3 separate regions of the Mus musculus genome follow, and all the other regions are linked to region 3. Evidence: chromatin loops called from intact Hi-C (ENCODE). Cell type or tissue: heart. All regions are shown on one strand. Each heading gives the region's core, and the rest is flanking DNA. Links, peaks and the distances in the headings are about the cores only.

Evidence for each region. Peaks named below come from ENCODE experiments on the same cell type or tissue, not always from the same donor. Only the 100,000 strongest peaks of a DNase experiment are listed, where the experiment ranks them.
Region 1: a loop joins it to region 3, with 2.5 times the contacts of the local background. A loop is called at or near these places in 6 of 42 quality-filtered maps.
Region 2: a loop joins it to region 3, with 2.1 times the contacts of the local background. A loop is called at or near these places in 2 of 42 quality-filtered maps.

The regions. Positions count from the first base shown.
Region 1 is chrX:53,334,244-53,340,689 of GRCm38, forward strand. No RefSeq gene overlaps it. Among named protein-coding and RNA genes, the nearest start is that of Mospd1, 33 kb to the right of the region's middle. In heart, for the core only: a CTCF peak has its summit at 3,326 (motif pointing left); no DNase peak of the experiment used is centred there.
Region 2 is chrX:53,366,967-53,373,412 of GRCm38, forward strand. It overlaps Mospd1 (motile sperm domain containing 1), which reads right to left and starts at 3,593. Exons shown (of 6, transcript NM_001290514.1): 1 at 3,456-3,593. In heart, for the core only: no CTCF peak of the experiment used is centred there; DNase peaks (open chromatin) are centred at 2,775, 3,025 and 3,615; H3K4me3 peaks cover 2,020 bases; H3K27ac peaks cover 1,893 bases.
Region 3 is chrX:53,266,954-53,273,399 of GRCm38, forward strand. It overlaps Fam122b (family with sequence similarity 122, member B), which reads right to left and starts at 2,852. Exons shown (of 9, transcript NM_001166365.2): 1 at 1,923-2,852. The coding sequence starts at 2,020. In heart, for the core only: no CTCF peak of the experiment used is centred there; DNase peaks (open chromatin) are centred at 2,128 and 2,938; H3K4me3 peaks cover 2,464 bases; H3K27ac peaks cover 2,147 bases.

The DNA of each region.
Region 1 (6,446 bases), core at 440-5,439, 67 kb after region 3:
GTCCCTTTACCTTAGTTTTTGAGACAGGCCTTGTGACTTAACCTAGGGCTTGTCATTTTGGCTGAACTGTCTGGCCAGCAAGCTCCCAGTATACACTGAGCCATCTTCCTGCATTCTCTTCTTAACATTTAATCTTGAAATAAAGTATAGATTTCCAAGAAGTTTCCCTTTACCCAGTCTTCCTCATTAAATCCATTTCTCATAACTATGCATGCTAAAAATGCTAAAACACTTGACATTGGCACAATATATATCAACTTCTGTCCCATCTTCTTATTACATGTATACTTTTGTGGGGCTACCAATGTAATCAAAATATTGAGCTATTCCCTCGCCACAAGGATCTCCCTCATGCCCCTTTGTAGCCTTCCCACACCTCCACTATTCCAAACCCCTGCTACTACTTTATTCTCCATTTCTATACTTTTGGTACTTTAAAGTAAAATTTCTAGTGTGTTTTCACAAACCTATCACCCTAGCACTCAGGCTGAGCCAGGGGTACAAGAAATTCAGGGCTAGCATGGGGTACATAATGATAACATATTTCAAAAGCCAACACTGCCGCCCCCACCCCCCAAGGTTAGTTTCCTCAAGAAAATGGATCATCAGATCTAGTTTTAACAGAATCTCAGGCTCAGTGGTATGACCTATCCAGCTCAGCACCCACCCCTTCTGCAGTGTACATGCTGAATGTAAAGCCAGCTGCATATACAAATTCGCAAGTGTCCTGTCAAGAAGGGAGATGGTCTAAAGAGAGAAACTTGTGCCTCCCTCTCTACCTCTCCATGTGTGAGTATGTCTCTGTGTGTGTGTGTGTGTGAGAGAGAGAGAGACAGAGACAAAGACAGAGACAGAGAGAGAACACAAATTTTCCCAGAAATTCCAAATTTCATGCTGGATGGATAAAATCTGGATAGATAAAGTAATGGATGAGACTTGAGTACTACCCAGTAAGGGATTTCACACAGTTCTGACAACTTATCTGAACAGACTTAGGAGAGTCAGCCGAGACAATGAGTGAACATTGAACAGGATCACACCTTGATCAAGACTGCTTAATTAGGAATTTGTCTTGTCTGGGATTGAACCTAAACCTGACATCAGTGACTTTGAAATTAAGGCTCATTATTTGTACTTCTTCCCAGTGTGACCACACTGCCTAAATCCTGCTCTGCTTTTCAATATTACTTCTATCTTGAATTGGCATGTTGGGAAAGGGTGGCCAAGTCTAGCTTGCTGAGGTCAGCAGTGCCTAGACCTTTACCCTAAAACTCCACTTACAAAGCCAGAGCCTGCTCAGACATTCTAGGATTGTTGATGAGTTTCCCCAAATATTTAGAGCAAGGACACTCTTCCTGTCCATTTCCTCTGTAATTAGCAAAATCCTTATCTTTATTTAGCTTAACTGCTACAAATGCCTTCTCACATGTTGATATTCTTGTCTCACAGAGTCCTTTTGGAGCTGGAGTTTAGAGGCCACAAAAGCTTCTCCCCTGAAAAGCAAGCTAGATATTGCCAAGCATCCACAATATGCAAACTAAAGAGATGGGGCATGGTGAAAAGGAGAGAAAGGATATTATTCAGGATGGATTGGAAGGAGCACTAGATAGAAGAGTCTACTGATTCCAAAGCCTGCCTTTGGGTGAGGGGGTGTGAGCTTTCAGTTTGAGTAGAGAATGAAGTGGGACAGGAGACATGTGGAAATGAGCTGTCCCAGTCATGCTGAAGTCTGGTTGATTGTTGTCTCAGTTCTGCTTCTCCAAGGTGCTCAAAGCTCCTATTGTAGTCTTGGCTTGAGGGCAGCAATCTGGTCCTTCTGCCCCAGAAGGTCACATCATCAAGAAGTATTGTCCCTAACTGGGCAGAGGTCTATTCTGTGAGATTTTTTTTTCCTTCTAGAATCCAAGCTGATTAGAGATTCAAGACAAAGACTTATCTCTGTACCTTTAGCCTGAGTAAAGGTGACAGACACAAAATGAAGGCAGATGGTGTCAGGCTCTTATTCAGTATTTGGTTCCATTTGAGGCTCTCAGAGGAGTGAATACTGCTTGTTTGTTTGTTTCCTTGCTTGTTTGTTTGAAACTTAGTTTTATTTAGGCCACGTTGGCCTGGCACTTACTATGGAGCCAATGGTGACTTGAACTATTGATCGTCCTGCCTCCTCCTCCCAGGTGCTAGAGTGGTGGATTTCAGAGTGGGTGTCTATAATCTCAAATGTCTCCTTTTCTGTTCCTTTTACCTAGTAGAAAGGTTTGAGGATCAGGAAGCCTGGAAGGCTCACAGGAAATTCCAGAATTCTTTCACAAACAAGCAAACTCATGTGGCCTCCAGCAACTGGAGTTTTCTAGAATGACTGACTGTGGTACCTAAGGTGATATGAATTTCTAGGTGTATTGTGAGAGTGCAAGAGTCATCCTCTGAGGTGATCTACATGGAACAGCACCTTGTAAGGAATTGTCTGAGTAGGACAGCTTATAGGAAAGGACCCCAAGTCATGCAAAGACTGGAAGGAGAAAGCCAAAGGGAAGCCCTGGTTATCCCATGGTTGGAATGAATTTGAATTAACTACCTGCTCTCTCTCTCTCTCTCTCTCTCTCTCTCTCTCTCTCTCTCTCGTTTGGGCTGTTTTTTGTTTATTTGTTTCTTTACTTTTTTTTTACATCATTACATTTGGCCCTAATTTATCATCCTCATCACAAAGAACTCCAGGGTTTCCTTACCTTAACAGCAGTGCATAGACAAAGCCAGGCTCAGGACCTTTAAGATGTGCTGTGCTGAACTGGGCTAGAGAGAGATGGCTCAGTGGTCAAGAGCACCAGCTGCTCTTCCAAAGAACCTGCATTAAATAGCCAGCACCAACAATGGTGGCTCACAGCTGTCTATGCCTCTAGTTCCAATGGATCAGGCTCCATCTTCTCGAATCTACTAGTGCTATATACATGTGCTCACAGACAAACATAGCTGTAGGCAAAGCATCCATACACACAATAACTTTTAAAAATTAAAAAAACAACAACAAAGTGGTACCCTTTAGAAAAATGACTTCAGACTACTGGCTCCCTAAACAGCCAGGGCCAGAAGTAGAGGAGCCAGCATCTGCCTCAGAGGAGACTTTCAGTCCTGGAAATCAGGCCCAGTTCTCTACTTTCTTGTTAAGAACTCCCTTGCCTTCCAGAACAATGCTCATTTCCTACATCCTTGGCTGCCTTGGTTTATTTGGGATCCTATGTGTGGCCCTTCCTGTGCTGACATTGTAGCCAGTTTGCTAGCATGGTCAGCTTGTTGGTGTTGGCTTTGTCCTGCACTTACTGTGAGGCCCTCTTGTGGAGAGCTAGTGATGTGAATTCTTAGAGCCCTGGTTTCCTTACCTCCAAAGATGGACAGACAATAAAGGCTTTTATGTCTTTACAAAGATAATCACTGCAATCAAAGGGGAACTTAAAATGTCAGTGTAAAGGTTTTAAGGAGAAAATACAGTGATCAGGGCATTGTTAAAATACAATGTTCACAATACTCGGTTTCTAAAGATTTGTTTTATTTTTAAATGTGGTGTGTGTGTGTGTGTGTGTGTGTGTGTGTGTGTGTGTGTATGTGTGTGTGTGTGCGCGCGCGCGCGCAAGCACCAAGGGCGTCAAAGGAGATCAGAAGACAGTGTTAGATCCCCTGGAGCTGGACTGACAGGCAGATGTGAACAGCCCAATGTGGGGCTAGGATACAATGCAGCCACTTACCAAGAATAGTAAGGACTCTTTTTTTTCCCCATGTCTGGTTTCCTGGATTTTTAAAAAAATGATTTATTTATTTAATGTATATGAGTACACCATTGCTCTCTTCAGACACACCAGAAGAGGGCATCAGACCCTATTGCAGATGGTTGTGAGCCACCACGACGTAGTTGCTGGGATTTGAACTCAGGACCTCTGGAAAAGTTGTTGGTGCTCTTAACCACTGAGCCATTTCTCCAGCCCTCGGCTTCTTGGATTTTTAACTAATTAATTTTGAGACCAAGTCCCATTATGTGGCAGTGACTGGCCTGGAACTCGATTTGCAGACCAGATTGGCTTTGAGCTAAAAGAGATCTACCTGCCTTTACCTCTGGATTTCTAGGATTAAAGGTGTTTAGCTATTTTACCCTGCCTGAACTTTTGTTTATTTAAAACGTTTTACTTAGCCAGGCAGTGGTGGTGCAAGCCTTTAATCCCAGCACTTGGGAGGCAGAGGCAGGCAGATTTCTGAGTTCGAGGCCAGCCTGGTCTACAGAGTGAGTTCCAGGACATCCAGGGATACACAGAGAAACCCTGTCTCAAAAAGACAAAAATAGATCTTTTTTCTTAATTTTTATTATGTGTATGGGTGTTTTGTCTGCACATGTGTGCATACTCTGTGCATGCCTGGTGCCCACAAAGACCAGAAAAAAGGTATTGGATCCCCTGGAACTGGAACTTAAGAAGATCGTGGGCCACCGTGAGTAGAAACCCAGCCCCCAAAACAATTAATTATTTTAATTGTTGAGCCATCTCTCCAGAATTAATAATATACTGAAAAGTAGTTCTTGCAAGCACCTCTGACCTAAGGCCCATGGCTGCATGTGTCCCAGGACAGCTCTGAATATGGCCCAACACAATTTAAATGGCACAGCTATATAATAAAAAGCTGACACTATTTCATTTTGTTTTGTTTTTCTCTGATACAAAGACTTATTCTAGCCCAAATCCACCTGGAATTCACTATGTAAACAAGTCTGACTTCAAACTAAGGATGCTCTTCTGCCTAAGCCTCCCAAGTGCTTCTGGGAATATCAGCTTGCACCAGCACTCTTACAAAGTCTGCAGGATTTCACCTTAAGGGGTTCTTTGTTGTTGATTTGGTTTCATTTGTTTTTGGTGTCCTTTTTCTAGTACGTTGACTTAATTTTTAGTATTGTTCATTATATTTGGAAATACAGGGAAAAGGCCATATGATATTAATAAATCAATTAAAATGTGGCATCGAATTATCCAAATAGCCATTTAAATTGCAAAAAAGACACATTAAAAATTTAATTTTGGGCCAGCCCGATGGCTCAGCAAGTACCTGTTGCCAAGCCTGACAACCAAAGTTCCATACTCAGGACCCACACAGTGAAAGGAGACAATGTTGGTCTCTGAGCTCGATACCTATGCCCAGACATGTGTATGTGTGCATGGATGCACTCACATGCATATGTATATGAACATACACATACAAAATAAATAGAATTTAAAATAGAATGTAATCTTGTGCTGGAAATATAGTGGGTAGAATGCATAGCTAGCATTCACACGGGACTGAGTTCAATTCCCAATGATGCATAACGCAAATGAGGTGACTTGTACTTACAGTCACGGCACTAGAGCCCTAGAGACGTAGAGGCAGGGACATAAGAAGTTCCAGGTCATCCTTAATACATAGCAAATTAAAGGCCAGCCTGAACCACATGAGAACCTATCTTACAATGAAACAAACAAACAAACAGAATTTTATCTCCTTCATAAGGGCACCTAAGCAAGGTATAGTGGTAAGTTGGAAATGCATAGCGAGTCTCTGATGTCTCAAACAAAGTAGGATTATGGTTTCACAACCTTAAGTTATATCCAGGTTATTTGATTGTAAAAGTCATTCAAAACTCTAGTGGTGGCCTATCACCAATACAATTATCAGGGTTCATCACCCAACTGGGCACACATGAGTGTGTGTATGTGTGTGTGTGTGTGTGTGCATGCCATGCACAAATGCCGGGATGCTTTTGAGGGCAGACTGCCTGTAGTGGGTCCCTGGGGCTTTGAGCTGAGAACAACATCAGAATCCTGCTATAAGATAATTAATAATCACATCAGCTTATTGCAAACTCAAGTGGTCATGCTGATGCACTAATACAGGCCTCCCAAGTCATTAGGGCATCAAAAGCGAAGGCAAGGCCTAATCTCCTCCTATGATTAGAAGATAAAGGTTCTTGAGACCTAATAAGTTCCAGAAGTATGCTCCTAACTCCGTACTTTTTCTACCTTTTCCAGATATCTATCTATCTATCTATCTATCTATCTATCTATCTATCTATCTATCTATCTATCTAATCTATCTAAAGCTACCTATCCACAAACAAAAGGGCCCATTGTATTGGCTAGCCAGGTCCAAGCCTTTCAAATACCTTTCTCCCTGTAAGCAATTTTCAAGTGGTTGGCATTCAACACATGCCCTTCCTGCCTGTATGATGCCAAAGTGACCTGATAGCCTTTTAAATGCATTTACTAGTTATTTGAGCCTATAGCAAATCTTCTCTTCCTTCTTGGATAACATGTAGTTTGCAGTTTGATTCATGTTTGGTCGACAGTCACTGGCAAGAGGGAACAACTTTCACAATTGCTCCATTTTTTCCCTGACCACTGAAATATTTAGCTGTTTACAGGATCCCACAATAAGTGGTTGAC
Region 2 (6,446 bases), core at 924-5,923, 100 kb after region 3:
TCAAGAATGGTAGGAGTAGGGTCTGGCCCTGTTTTTAGCAAGCTTTCTGGGTAATGCTCAGATTCACCAACTTCCAGAGCTACTGGCCCAGGCAATGTGAAACCTCGAAGGCTTTTAAGGAGCAGACAGTGACCTGATGAGTTTGGAGGTGAGTGGTGGCCATCGACTCTCTGAAGGTGCTTACAAGGAAAAAAAAATTGTTGGGTGACTATGGTTTGAGAAGATGATGTAAGCAGAGGCTAAGGCAGTAGGAATGGAGTCAGATGTAAGAGATGTTTTCAGTGACCAAAGGTCAATCAGGTGACTAAAGTGCAGTCATACAAATGTGTCACTGCAGTGGATTTTACATAAAAGCTGTCATCCTGTTGAATCTATCAATCAATAGACCCAAGAAAAAAGGAGGAGGAAGCAATTCCTATGTGGTTCTTTAAAGTCAAGAGCAAAGGTTCTCTTAGTTTAGACATGACCCTTCTGGTATACTTGGCTTTTCTGCCACTCATTGTAAGCCAGTAGGTTGACATATTAACATATTCACATTTTCTGTGAGTTTAGTTGGCAAGAACCAATCTAAGACTGATGGTATCAGGATGTGTTGACACAAACAAGTTCTGAAAAAGCTGAAATCCAAGCACTGGTTCAGGTGATCAAAGCCAGGCCTGGGTCAACGTGAAGTTACCCATCCCAATCACTAAAATCGCAGAACCCGCTTAATTCTAGAAGAAGCTTGAACTGAACTGAAAGAATTAGACTTTGGGCTACACCCTGAAGGTCAAGAGAGCCTAGCAGAGCTGTTATTTCTAATTTGGGAGGTATGATTTAGCTGGGGCCATCTTCAATTACCTGATGAAAAGCAAGACAGGTACAGGTCAACCTAAATGACTAGTTTACCTCCTGAGAATCTTTTTTTGTTTGTTTGTTTGAGACAAGAGTTTCAGTATGTAACCCAGGTGGTCTGGTACTCACAATGTAGACTAGGCAGGCCCCCAAATCCCATAGAGCCACTTGCCAAGAGACTCTTCCAGGATACAACTTGCATTTCTATCATGATTCTACATAGCTACCTCTTGCTTTACTTGGCCAACACATTTGTCCAAAAGTAGTTATCTGTCAAAAATTGCACACTTTACAGGCATGGTGCCTCACACCTGTATCCCCAACATTTGGAAGCCTGTGACAGACAAACTGTCTAGACTTTGAAGCAGGCCTGAGCTACATAATGAGTTCCAGGCTAGCCGAGGATTCATAGTAAGACTGTCTCAACTCCTTTCCCCACCCCCATCCAAACTGTATACTCTTTGGTAGCCTGAGAGCTACTGAGGTCCATAGAGATTAAAACAAATCCTCATAATAAAGATGAGGAAATCTAGAACATTTAAGAAATAAATCGCTTAATATATTTATTGTAAGTAAAGATTCTCCAGACAGTTAAGGGGTGACAAGACAGCCTTTACAATATCACTCATTATCTTCTTTGCTTTTAGGGAAGATTAAAATGTTCTCAATTTTCTATCTTAAACCCTCTCTTTTTGCTTTTGTGTGTGCATACATGTCATGTGCTTATATATGTATGTATGTATGTAGCTCTGGCTGTCCTGGAACTCACATGCAGAACTCCAGAGACTATCCATCTTATCTTGAACCATTTTTTTAAAGGTTGGAGGAGGGTAGCAATATTTTGAGACATCTCACTATGTAGACCTGGCTAGCCTAGAACTCACAGAAATTCACCTTCCTACTTCTGCCACCTGAGTACTGGAATTAAAGGGCTATGCCAATACATTCAGCCCAGTGAGTGTCTTTATTAGGCTTAAGGAAGGAATGGGATGGCTTTTGTAGTTTGTTTTATGTTTTCAGATGGTGAATTTGCATGTAAATCCTCTATGAGAAAAAATATAAAATATCTGAGACTAAACATGCCTTTGCCTATTAGTACTCTACTATAGAATATTGCACATTACACTCAAGTGTGTACTACATGTAAAGGGGGTCTACCAAAACCCCCTTTAAATTTGAAAAATTCGAAAATTTCAAGTGTCCTGGCACGGCAGGAAACCTCTATTGCACTGTGAGTTCTACATATCCCTCAAAAACCAGTTTAATCTCACATCCTGTTTGAGAATACGGACTGAAAAATTTTAAAGACACATTTGGCCATGTTTCCTGTTCTCCAAACTTACCACCGATCTATACCAAATATATGAAATATACGTGTAATTGAAAAGCTGGCTGTCTACTCCTTACTCAATTTCCTGACTGTAGTATTTTATACACAAAGAGCTTTCCTAATACTTACAGGAAGTGTGGACAAGATTTTCGTCACTAAGAATGTATTAAATCCCATGTGTGCCTTTCCCGAAAAGAGTAGACTTTCTCCTGTCTGGAATTCACATTAAAAACAAAAAGTGTTCCAATAGAACAGGACTGCCTTTTAGGCAAAATTTAGGAACTTGAACTTTTTTTCAGGGTTACTTTCTCTTAAAATGTCCTTAAAGGACAAAATACTAGGACCCTTTGCACTTCTTACTTGCCCTGTGGCTTTCCCAAGTGAACTTTCCTTCCATTCTACTAGCACAGCAATGCTACTTCAGTGAGAGAAAGACAAATGTCAGTTACTTTCCCCAGAGGGAAACAGCAGAAGATTAAGGGCTGAGGTCTAGGGAGGGGCTAAAACCTTCCTGCCTAAGACCAGCCCCACCTGCTTGGGGCCCAGCCTTTACAGCCCTATCTCCACACTACCCGGCTCCATGTGAAACTGGTCATGTGAGCCTGTTTACAGCTGAGCAGCTGGTGCAACCATCAGGATCTGTGCAGAGGTCCAGGGAGGGGTAAGGATACAGGCCACTTACCTCCTTTCTCCCCTATGTAATTCCAAGAAGATACTTGCTTCGACCACCAACCACCCTCCCTCCCAGTCTCTCTACTTTCCTTCATGCCCCTTCAGGCAAAGCCATCCTGGGACGCCTGGCTCCGGTCGCCCCCCGCCCCGTTTCCGTCCAGTTGCTCGCGGGGGGGAACGGCTGAACTGCAGGAAGGGCGAGGACAGGGTCATCCCAAACTAGGTAGTCGACTGACTTCCCTCCCACAGCCCTCCAGGCAATGTCCGCCAAAGAGTTGTCCCTAGAGCTGCATCCCCAAGGCAACTGAACTCTTGTCGGGCAGGCAGCGGGAGGTTTCGGAGGCTGCCTTCGTCTAGGCAGGGGTAGCTACACAACTCTGCTGGCCCTGGAGACCCTGCAGAAGGGCCACCAACAGTCCAAGAACGGTGGACCCGCTGCCCGGTCCCCGCCACCCACCTTAGCCCGGCACTGAACAGCCCTGCTGTCAGTCACAGAGCCAAGCTCTGGCTACGGGTACTGGCATTGTCTACACCGGAGGGGGAGGTCTCAGCCATGTAAGTTCCATGTCTTCCCCGCAAGTCAGAGAAAGTGGGTGACGGGACATTGAGGGACTCTCACCTCAGCAACACTGGCTCCTCGGAAAGCAGCTGCGACTGCTCCCTGCTCCTTTGTCAGAGTCTCCAGACTGCACTGCCTGCTGGGATATGGGAGGACTCGACTGCCACCTCTCCCCGCCCAGGAGGATGAGTCGCAACTGGGGGGTGGGTGAGAAGAGGAAGGAAAGGCGGGCCCGGGGCGGGGTCTAGCCGGGGGCGGGGCTTCTGTGTTGCCACCTGGCTTCTGGGGTTTCTTCCTTCTCTATGCTTCAAACTACTTCCTTTGTCCTCTGGCCGCCCCTCCTTTTCCTCCGCCCCCCTCACCCGCCCCCAGAGGATTAGAGGCTTTCTCTGAGTGCAATCTCTTTGCACTCATTTGGTGGTGACCTTTGACGTCTGCCTCATTCACTCCTCTCCCCAACTCAGAATGCATTCCATACAATGAATACCCAAGGCTTGTGACTCTTCCTCTGAGACTCTGTATTAAGCACTAGCTCTCTTTCTCCACTCTATCATCGGCGCAAAGCAGACTGTTCAGGATTTGTTCATGCTGCTACAGTAGCTTCCTATTTGGATTCATTCTTTCTACTGTTACTTTGTCTAAACTATTGCCCAGACAGCAATCCAGTTGGCTCAGTCTAAGGTATAGGTGACCCTGCTGTTCTACTTAAAGCTTTTCAAGCCTGGCATGGTAGAACAAGACTATAATCCCAGTATTCAAAGGCTGAGGCAGGAGGATCCTGAGTTAAGACAAATTTGAGTTACAAAATAACAATTGACTTTTAAAGGGGAAATCTCTATTCTCAGGTCTGTACTCTATTCTTAGAGTCTTTCAGGCAGGTATGCTGCTACAGGGCTTTAATCCTAGCACTTAGAAGGGGAAGCAGTAGATCTTTGAGACTGAGGCCAGCCTGCTTATATATGAGACCCCATCTCAACACCAAGCAAACAACAAATGAGAGAGAAAAGACTTTTCGGCTAGGAACAATGGACAACTGTTAAGTCAAGCACCAAAGGGGCAAAGTCCCAAAGACCCCAAGGACTTCATATCTCAGCAGCCTGGCCTACCTAGCAAGACCCAGTGTGCTGGACACAAGACAGCCAGGATAGAGAAACCCTGTCTCAAAAAAGAAAAGTAAATGAAATGGAAAACACTTCAAAATTCAAACTTAATTATGTTCAAAAAGGAACAATACGGTCCAAGGGTACCCTCTGCACAAGTATAAGACCCAAAACCTTCCTCATTACTCTTAATCAATGGGTCTATAACAGTAGATATCACTTGGGCCCTAGGCTCTGAGACCTTTACTCACAGACTTTGTGCAATGCTCTTATCTGTCTTTTGAACACCTATCTTTCAGGATCCAGGGGAAATGTCACTTTCCCAACTAACCTTTCAGAATCTTCCATAAGAACGACATGTCTTATTTGTTTGTCTGAAACGTGGCCTGACTATAGCGCTAGCTGGTCTGACACACGTTATGGAGGCCAAGATGGTTCTAACTTGCAGTGATCCTCCTATCATGCTGGGATTACAGGCATGTACCACTAAATCCACCAGACGCTTTCATAAAAACTGTTGACCCCTATTCTACTAGCAAAGAACACTGCTAATTCTGTTTTGCAATTCTTCCTGATATAGGTAACCATGTCCTATTCCCTCAGAAGAGGCCATTGCTTCCAGCATCGTGCCCCTTCTACAATACATTCGTATATGTACTGGCTAGTTTTGTGTCAACTTGACACAGCTGGAGTTATCACAGAGGAAGGAGCTTCAGTTGAGGAAATGCCTCCATGACATACAACTGTAAAGCATTTTCTCAATTAGTGATCAAGGGGGAAATGTGGAAATCAAGAGCAGTGGTAACTTCCTGGGATCTATGAAGATGATCCTAATGAAGACTCAAAGTAATGGGGAATGATAACTATGAAATAGTCATCTCTTGTAGACAGACAAGCTAGTAAGGAACATCCCTCCATGGCCTCTGCATCAGCTCCTGCTTCCTGACCTGCTTGAGTTCCAGTCCTGACTTCCTTTGGTGATGAACAGCAGCATGGAAGTGTAAATTGAATAAACTCTTTCCTCCCCAACCCAACTTGCTTTTTGGTCATGATGTTTGTGCAGGAATAGAGACCCTGACTAAGACAGTATGCAATTTAATTATATGTGATACTTTGCCTCTATTGCATCAGAAATCCTAAGTAGGCCCAGAAAGGACTCCAAGCAAGGCTTCGTATGACAGTCACTCTTTCTTCACTAGCACAGCTCTCCATCTTGACCTGACCAAGTGTTGTTTTTGCAAATAAACTGGTTAGGCAGCCAAACATTGCAAAAGGACCAAAGCTTGTACTCCTCTTGCAGGTCAGACTGGTTTGTGGTAAAATATGTGGTTGTGGAAGACATAACTGATAGAGCTCATCTGAGAAGCCAGTGTAGAAAAGTATATGGTGCCACCGACATTGATTGAGTTTCTAGGCAGATATACTACTTTTCTTTTGGGGGGGGGGGCTTTTTGATTCCTATGGTTCAGGCCCCTCATCATTTCAAACCTTATGCATTGTTTGTGACATAAAGTCTTTTGCCAAAGTGGGCAGGGAGATGTGCTGAGGGGAAGCTGGAATATGGTGACAGTCCTGCAGCCACCCACAGAACAAAGGAAAGGCTTTGCATTTGTAAACTTTAGAAGGTAAATGGTCTCTGAGCTTAGAGGGCTTGTCTTCTGTATAAACTGGAATCCTGAAGAAGTGGCTTCAATTGTCTGTGCTGGCAAGTAAGTGCAAGCAAAACAACAAAGCACAAACACTTCTTTTTTTTCCCCATTGTCCTTGTGTAGGCTTCCAGCAGAAGGCATGGCCCAGATTAAGAGTGTGTACCACCACACCTGGATTTGGAACTTGCTTTGTCCTAGGCTGGCCTTGAACTCAGAGATCTGCTTGCCTGTCTCCTGGGATTAAAAGTGTATACTACCTTGCCTGGGCCTAAACTTTTCATGGCCACTATGCCTCAAGATCT
Region 3 (6,446 bases), core at 953-5,952:
TTTCAGGGCTAGAGATGGAATCAAGAACCTTGTATAGCGGGGTGTGGTGGCGCACGCCTTTAGTCCCAGCACTTGGGAGGCAGAGGCAGGCGGATGTCTGAGTTCGAGGCCAGCCTGGTCTACAAAGTGAGTTCCAGGACAGCCAGGGCTACACAAAGAAACCCTGTCTCAAACAAAAACAAAAACAAAAAAACAAAAAAACAAAAAAACAAAAACCTTGTATATCCCTATCTAAAGGTCTACCTCGAGATATACCACCATGTCAGTATGGTAAATATATCTGTATGTTCCTGTGGCAAAGTCATGACTTTACACATGCTAAGCAGACAAGCACTACCAAACAGCTACATACCAAGCCCACCTTCTAATAAAGAAAGGGGTTCCCCAGCATAACAACACAAGTAGAAAATCGATCAAAGGAAAGAAATGGAAAATACATGCAAATGCATATTAAGTTACTCAGGAGAGGTGCTTTATTCATCTTTGTATAATATCACTAAGTGTCTAGCAGTCTGTTTTGCCTGTAATAAGAATTCAAGGATTTTCAAAACTGAACTGTGCTGGGCTCTAAGAGACCACTGACAATCCCTATTTCCACTATTCTCATTTTAAAGAGAAAACAGACATGAAAAGGTTAACTCACTCACTCATTAGCACAGCTAGTTGGTGACAACTGAGACCAGGCCTGGTCTCTTCTCCTCTTGTCTGTCACATCATGCTATCTTTCAAGTAATTACTTAAATTGTGGTTCACAAAACAGTGGGTTTTTTCCTCAATTGTCTAAATGCAGGTCAGTGGGACAGCCCAAGGCCTTAGCAATGGCTTGTTTACCAGACTTTCGCAAGACAAGGAGAGAGAAGGTGGGGTATCCACGAGAGACAAAGGGCACAGCTTCCCCTTAAATACCCCAAAACCCCTTGATGATACCATGGACAACATCATCAGTCACGTCATCATTCCCTCGGCTTCAAAATCGTATTTAAATCTAGGGGAAAAATGTACTTGCCTCTCTGTCAAAGACAGATGTTATAATCAGTTCAATTGGAGGCAAAGCATTATCAAGTCTTCAACTGTGCTTGAAGAAAGGTTTGGGGCTAATATTACTCCCATCCTCTGCTCTGTCCTGAATTAATGCCCTCTCTGTGGGGTCTCGAAATTGACCTCAGAAGAATTGTCTACTTACAAAAGTGGAATACAATAGTTCATTTAGGCGAGCCAACCAGCCTTCACCATCACAAGCTTCCACCTGAAACTCCCTGCTGTCTTGTTCATACAAAAACACAATATCTTGTCACTAAAATTAAAGGAGTGATTTTCCCCATTATTTTCTCAAACCTGTGTTTGACTGACTTAAGCTAGAAACCTTCTCTCTCTCTCCTTTTTTTTCCATTATAACGCATTTCAGGCAGCTTCAAAAACTATAAACACTGTAACAAATCCAAATCACTTAACAGGATACGACCACACCATGGAATCCCAAGTTATTAGATAAACTGTGATTTCTTAAAGCAAACCTCTGTTAATGCCAGGGTTCCTAAACTCAGCTTAGAAACAGCACCTCTTAGAGACAGGCGTCAAGTTACAAGCCTAATTCAGGGGATTCAGCCTGATTTGCCCTGATGGAAATAAGCCAGGGCAAGCAACCTGTCAGCTGAGCCAGGTTTCTACTACGTACATTCTCTTTTAGAACTGCACAGCAAGGCCCCCCCAGGTACAGGGAGGGTCCCTTTCTCAGACATGGCCAGAGTGTGAGGTCAAACTTTCCCTCCATCTAGGAAACCAAGTCACTATTAAGAAAATAAGACCTCAACCCCTCAGTTTGGAGTCTAGATGAACTCGAACTGGCACTTTCGGGAAGGAAGACTTCTTGCCCAGGGACAAACCTCTGATCCCCACACTCCGTCCTCCCCAGTCCAGCTCACCTGAGCACATGGATCAGGGGAGCACTGTTGGACCGTCTCAGGGTGGCCCCCTCAGATGTGTCAGCCTCAAAATCCAGATCCATTTTCTCCTGAGCCATTCGGATACTTGCTAGGCAACACAGCCGGCAGTGCTCTCGGCTCCTGGTGCTTTGCTATGGACTCACTGCAGGACTGAGCTGCTGGGGACTGGCAGCTGGGGGCGGGGGCTAATGGGCGGAGGCTTGGGAGCGAGGGCGGAGAAAAGTAGGAGAGGAGGATGCAGATGAGGAAGGATGTGGAGGGCGGGCGGAGGAGGATATAGAGCTGGTGTTGGGAGGGTGACAGGATGAAAAAGGGGATGGAGGAAAGACAAAGGTGGGAGAAAGAAAAAGAGGCACAGGGGTTGATAAAGGATAGATGGAAATGCAGGGCATAGCACTAATGAAAGAGCATAGAAGTGGGAAAGGAGGAAAAAGGTCAGGGTGAAGGGGCACAGGGATGGGAAAAGAGGAGGAGGGAGAATGTGGAAGCACAGGAGAAGAAAGGGGAGGAAACTAGGCAGTGGCAGAACTCAAGCTGTCATTTTTCCCGCCTAGGACCGCAAGCGCGGCTCGGCTACATTTACAGAGGCTGCCTTTGCAGCGCTAGCAATGAGGACTTGACAGCTGGCCAGGCGGCCTCGGCTGCCCCACCTCCACATGCTCAGGGTCTCTGTCCAGTCCGCCATGCTCTGGGCCCCGGTCCCCGGGGCCCCTCAGCGCAGGGATGGCGCTTTTCACTCCCTGGTCCCTGCCCGCCTGCACGACTCAGAAAAGGGATCGGCCCTCTGCACCACCGCGGCGCTGCTTCTATCTCTTATTGGCTCTAATGACCCGCGGGACCCTCTGGAGCTCAAATTGATTTCTATAACCTGCCGCCTCTTTTGCCTCCCACGCTTCAGAAATGGGAGCCTCCGAGGGGCCAGCTCTTCCGCATCTTGTCGCCCATTGGGCACTGCGCATGCGCCTTACGGCTGCTCCAATGATCCTGGGGCCAAGGCGCAGGCGTAATAGCCTCTCTCCGCAACCCGCCTTCAAAGGGGCGGGGCGTTTCCAGGGGGGCCCAAAATCTTCCTGCGTGGCATTGGTCCGGGAACCCTGGCGCCGTATTTCGAAAAGAGCCAATAGTTTGGAGACTGAAGCCTCAGTTTTTAGTAGTTTGGACTAATATTCAAGTGAAAGCGATTTTCACGTTATTTCACTACAAATTTGTATTCTGACCTTTGTGATCCACAGGCACTTTAAATATTTTTTTATGTGAAAGTCTTTGTGTGGGAATATGCGCGTGCGTGCATGCGTGCATTCCCATGGAGGTCAGAGAGGTCATTGGATCTCCTGGAGCGGCAGTTGAAGGCCGTTGTGAACTGCTCAACATGGGTTCTGGGATTAGAACTCGAGTCTCCTGTAGCAGCAGCAAGCACCGTTAACCTCTGAGCCATCATCTCTTCAGCCCCCCCCCCCCTTTACTAAATTCCTCAGCTCCATTAGACAAAAATAAAAGATTTGTTTTCTTTCCAAGGCTTATGGAGATTCTAGCAATCATAATATGATGCATGTGACAGCTGAAATTAATTTTAAAAACATTCATGGCACTTACTACATGCAAGGAAGTATTATAACAACTGAAAAAATATTAAATCATCTCATCTTAACCACACAAATATCTCTTCCTAGATACTTTTCAATCACCCAAAATTACAAAGTATGGGAAATATAATAGTTACGAAATTGGTTTGAAAATTAGCAAAACAGGGCTAGAGAGATGGCTAGAGAATGTTTGAGAGCTCTTGTTGCTCTTCCAGAAGACCTGAGCTGAGTTCTCAGCATCCATCTCAAGCAGTGCTTAAGCGCCTATAAGTGGTTAAGAGCATTTGCTGCTCTTGTAAAAAACAGGAGTTCAGTTTCAACCATCCACGTCTGGTGGCTCACAACCACACTGAATTTCAGCTCAAATGGGTCCAATGTTCTATTTTAGCGTGCGTGCACACACACACACACACACACACACACACACACACTACTTTTTTTTTCTATCTAGCAAAAATAATTTTCTCTTCAATTTGGTTGCTCCATAATAAAGTTAACCTATACAATTGTCATTTTACACCTCAACATTTATGCTTTCTGATTATAAAATGTGAATTTGTGTATTTATTTGTTTGTTTTGTGTATATGGATGGTATGGCCCACATCTGAAGCTAAATAAACAACTGGAGGAAGCCAATCTACTTCACCATGTAGGTCCCAAGGGTTAAACTCAAGTTGTCAGGCTTGTCAGGAAACTCCCTTATCCTCACGATCCATCTTGCTGGCCATATTGCGAAGATGTACAAAGAAGTTTTGGATAGATTCTCTATTATTTTCTTGGTAAAAGTTATTTAATCGTGTTTACTCTTTAATTGAGCTGATTGAAAATTTAAAATTTAAAGACATTAGGCAAATTAAATTTATCGGAGTTTATTTAACCAAAGAAATGACTCATGGTTGTGCAAAACTCTGAACTAGTAAAGATTCACAAAGCCCCTCACAACAACCATGTCCTTCTGTTTTCCAGCTGCATTAAAAACATCTCAGTAGTAGGGGCTAAGGTGGGAGGATTGTGAGTTCAGGTCTGCTTGAGTTACATAGAAAAAAAATCTGAAACTTTCTTAAATAAAACAACACAAACAAAGAAAGATGAACTCTCTAACACTGCATGCTACTCTGAGACAAAAGGATGGACCATCTAGAGACTGCCATATCCAGGGATCCATCCCATAATCAGCCTCCAAACGATGACACCATTGCATACACTAGCAAGAATTTGCTGAAAGGACCCTGATATAGCTGTCTCTTGTGAGACTAGGCTGGGGTCTAGTAAACACAGAAGTGGATGCTCACAGTCAGCTATTGGATGGATCACAGGGCTCCCAATGGAGGAGCTAGAGAAAGTACCCCGGAGCTCTTGACTCTAGCTGCATATGTATCAAAAGATGGCCTAGAGTCGGCCATCACTGGAAAGAGAGGCCCATTGGACTTGCAAACTTTATATGCCCCAGTAGAGGGGAATGCCAGGGCCAAAAAGTGGGAGTGGGTGGGTAGGGGAGTGGGGGGGAGGGTATGGGGGACTTTTGGGATAGCATTGGAAATGTGATTGAGGAAAATATCTAATAAAAATATTTAAAAACAAAAAAACAAAACAAACAAACAAACAAACAAACAAAACACTGCATGCTACTGCCTTTGCTCCTTACTAGTCTCTAAAACGTGATGGTAAGATTCTATTGCTGAAGATTTCAGGTCCTAGCTTATAGAGCCAATTTTACTTACTTACTTACTTACTTACTTATTGCTTTTTTATTGTATAGGTGTTACAATTAAGGAGATTGCCTTGAGTTTCAGAGAGACTTTGAACTTTAGACATTAAACAGTATTGAGACTGAAAAACTATTGGGACTTTTGAAGTTAGACTAAACGCATTTTGAATGAAAATATGGCCATGAGCCAGTGAAGAATGGGAAGTGGAATGTGGTGGTTTGTATGAGAATGACATTGACTTTCAAAATACTGTACCCATTCCCAGTGTGTTCTGTCTCCTTCTTTCAGATCAAGGTGTGAGCTCAGAGTTCTACCTGTTGTCATGTTTTTTTGTCCCACCATCATGGATGCTAACTCTCTGAAACTATAAGCCCAATTAAAAGCTTTCTTTTATATAAGTTGTCTAAATTGTAGTGTTTGGGTCCAACGATAGTAAAGTAACTAAGACAGTTAAAGTCTTTTGGAGGCTCAAAGCCTTCCACAAGTGACACACCATTGCCTCCACTAAGGTAATCCTTCCTTGTAATCCTTCCAAGATACTTCCACTAACTGAAGACCAAGTATTCAACATATGAGTTTATGCAGAGTACTCTCATTCAGACTGAACAGGTACAATTTCTATTGTACCAGTGAGCATATCTTGCCAGGCTGAACATTCCCTGTTGGGTAGAAATAATGATTATATTTCTTCCTTAGTAATATTCATAGTACCTTCCAACACTATGAAAGCTAGTACCAGATCGATTGCCCCATGTTATTTGATTCTAGTATGTAGTATTTTTGAGATTAGGATCTTACCATCAAGTTCTGGAAGGTAAGTAGGAGCAATAGCAATAGTTTATAATGTTTGATATTTCATTTATGTGTGTGTGTGTGTGTGTGTGTGTGTGTGTTTTCACGTGGTGAGTAGGCCAGAGATATCTGTTCCCTCAGGGCTGACCTTACAGATAGTTGTGACCAGCCTGATGTGAGTGTTGGGAACTGAAGTTGGAGCAGTACATGCTTAATGGTAGTCCCCACGTCCTATTTTATTCATACCATCAGTGTATACCTAGTTTTTGTTGCCTTTAATATCAATCTTTTAAGAGGAATGGGCTATTTGTGGTTTGTGACCAGGTATTTACTTCTTGTTGGCTTACTCTTGTGGGAACTAAAGGTTGAAGTGTTACTTTAAGGTTGCTATGGGAACCCAGCAAATAGAGAGCTGATT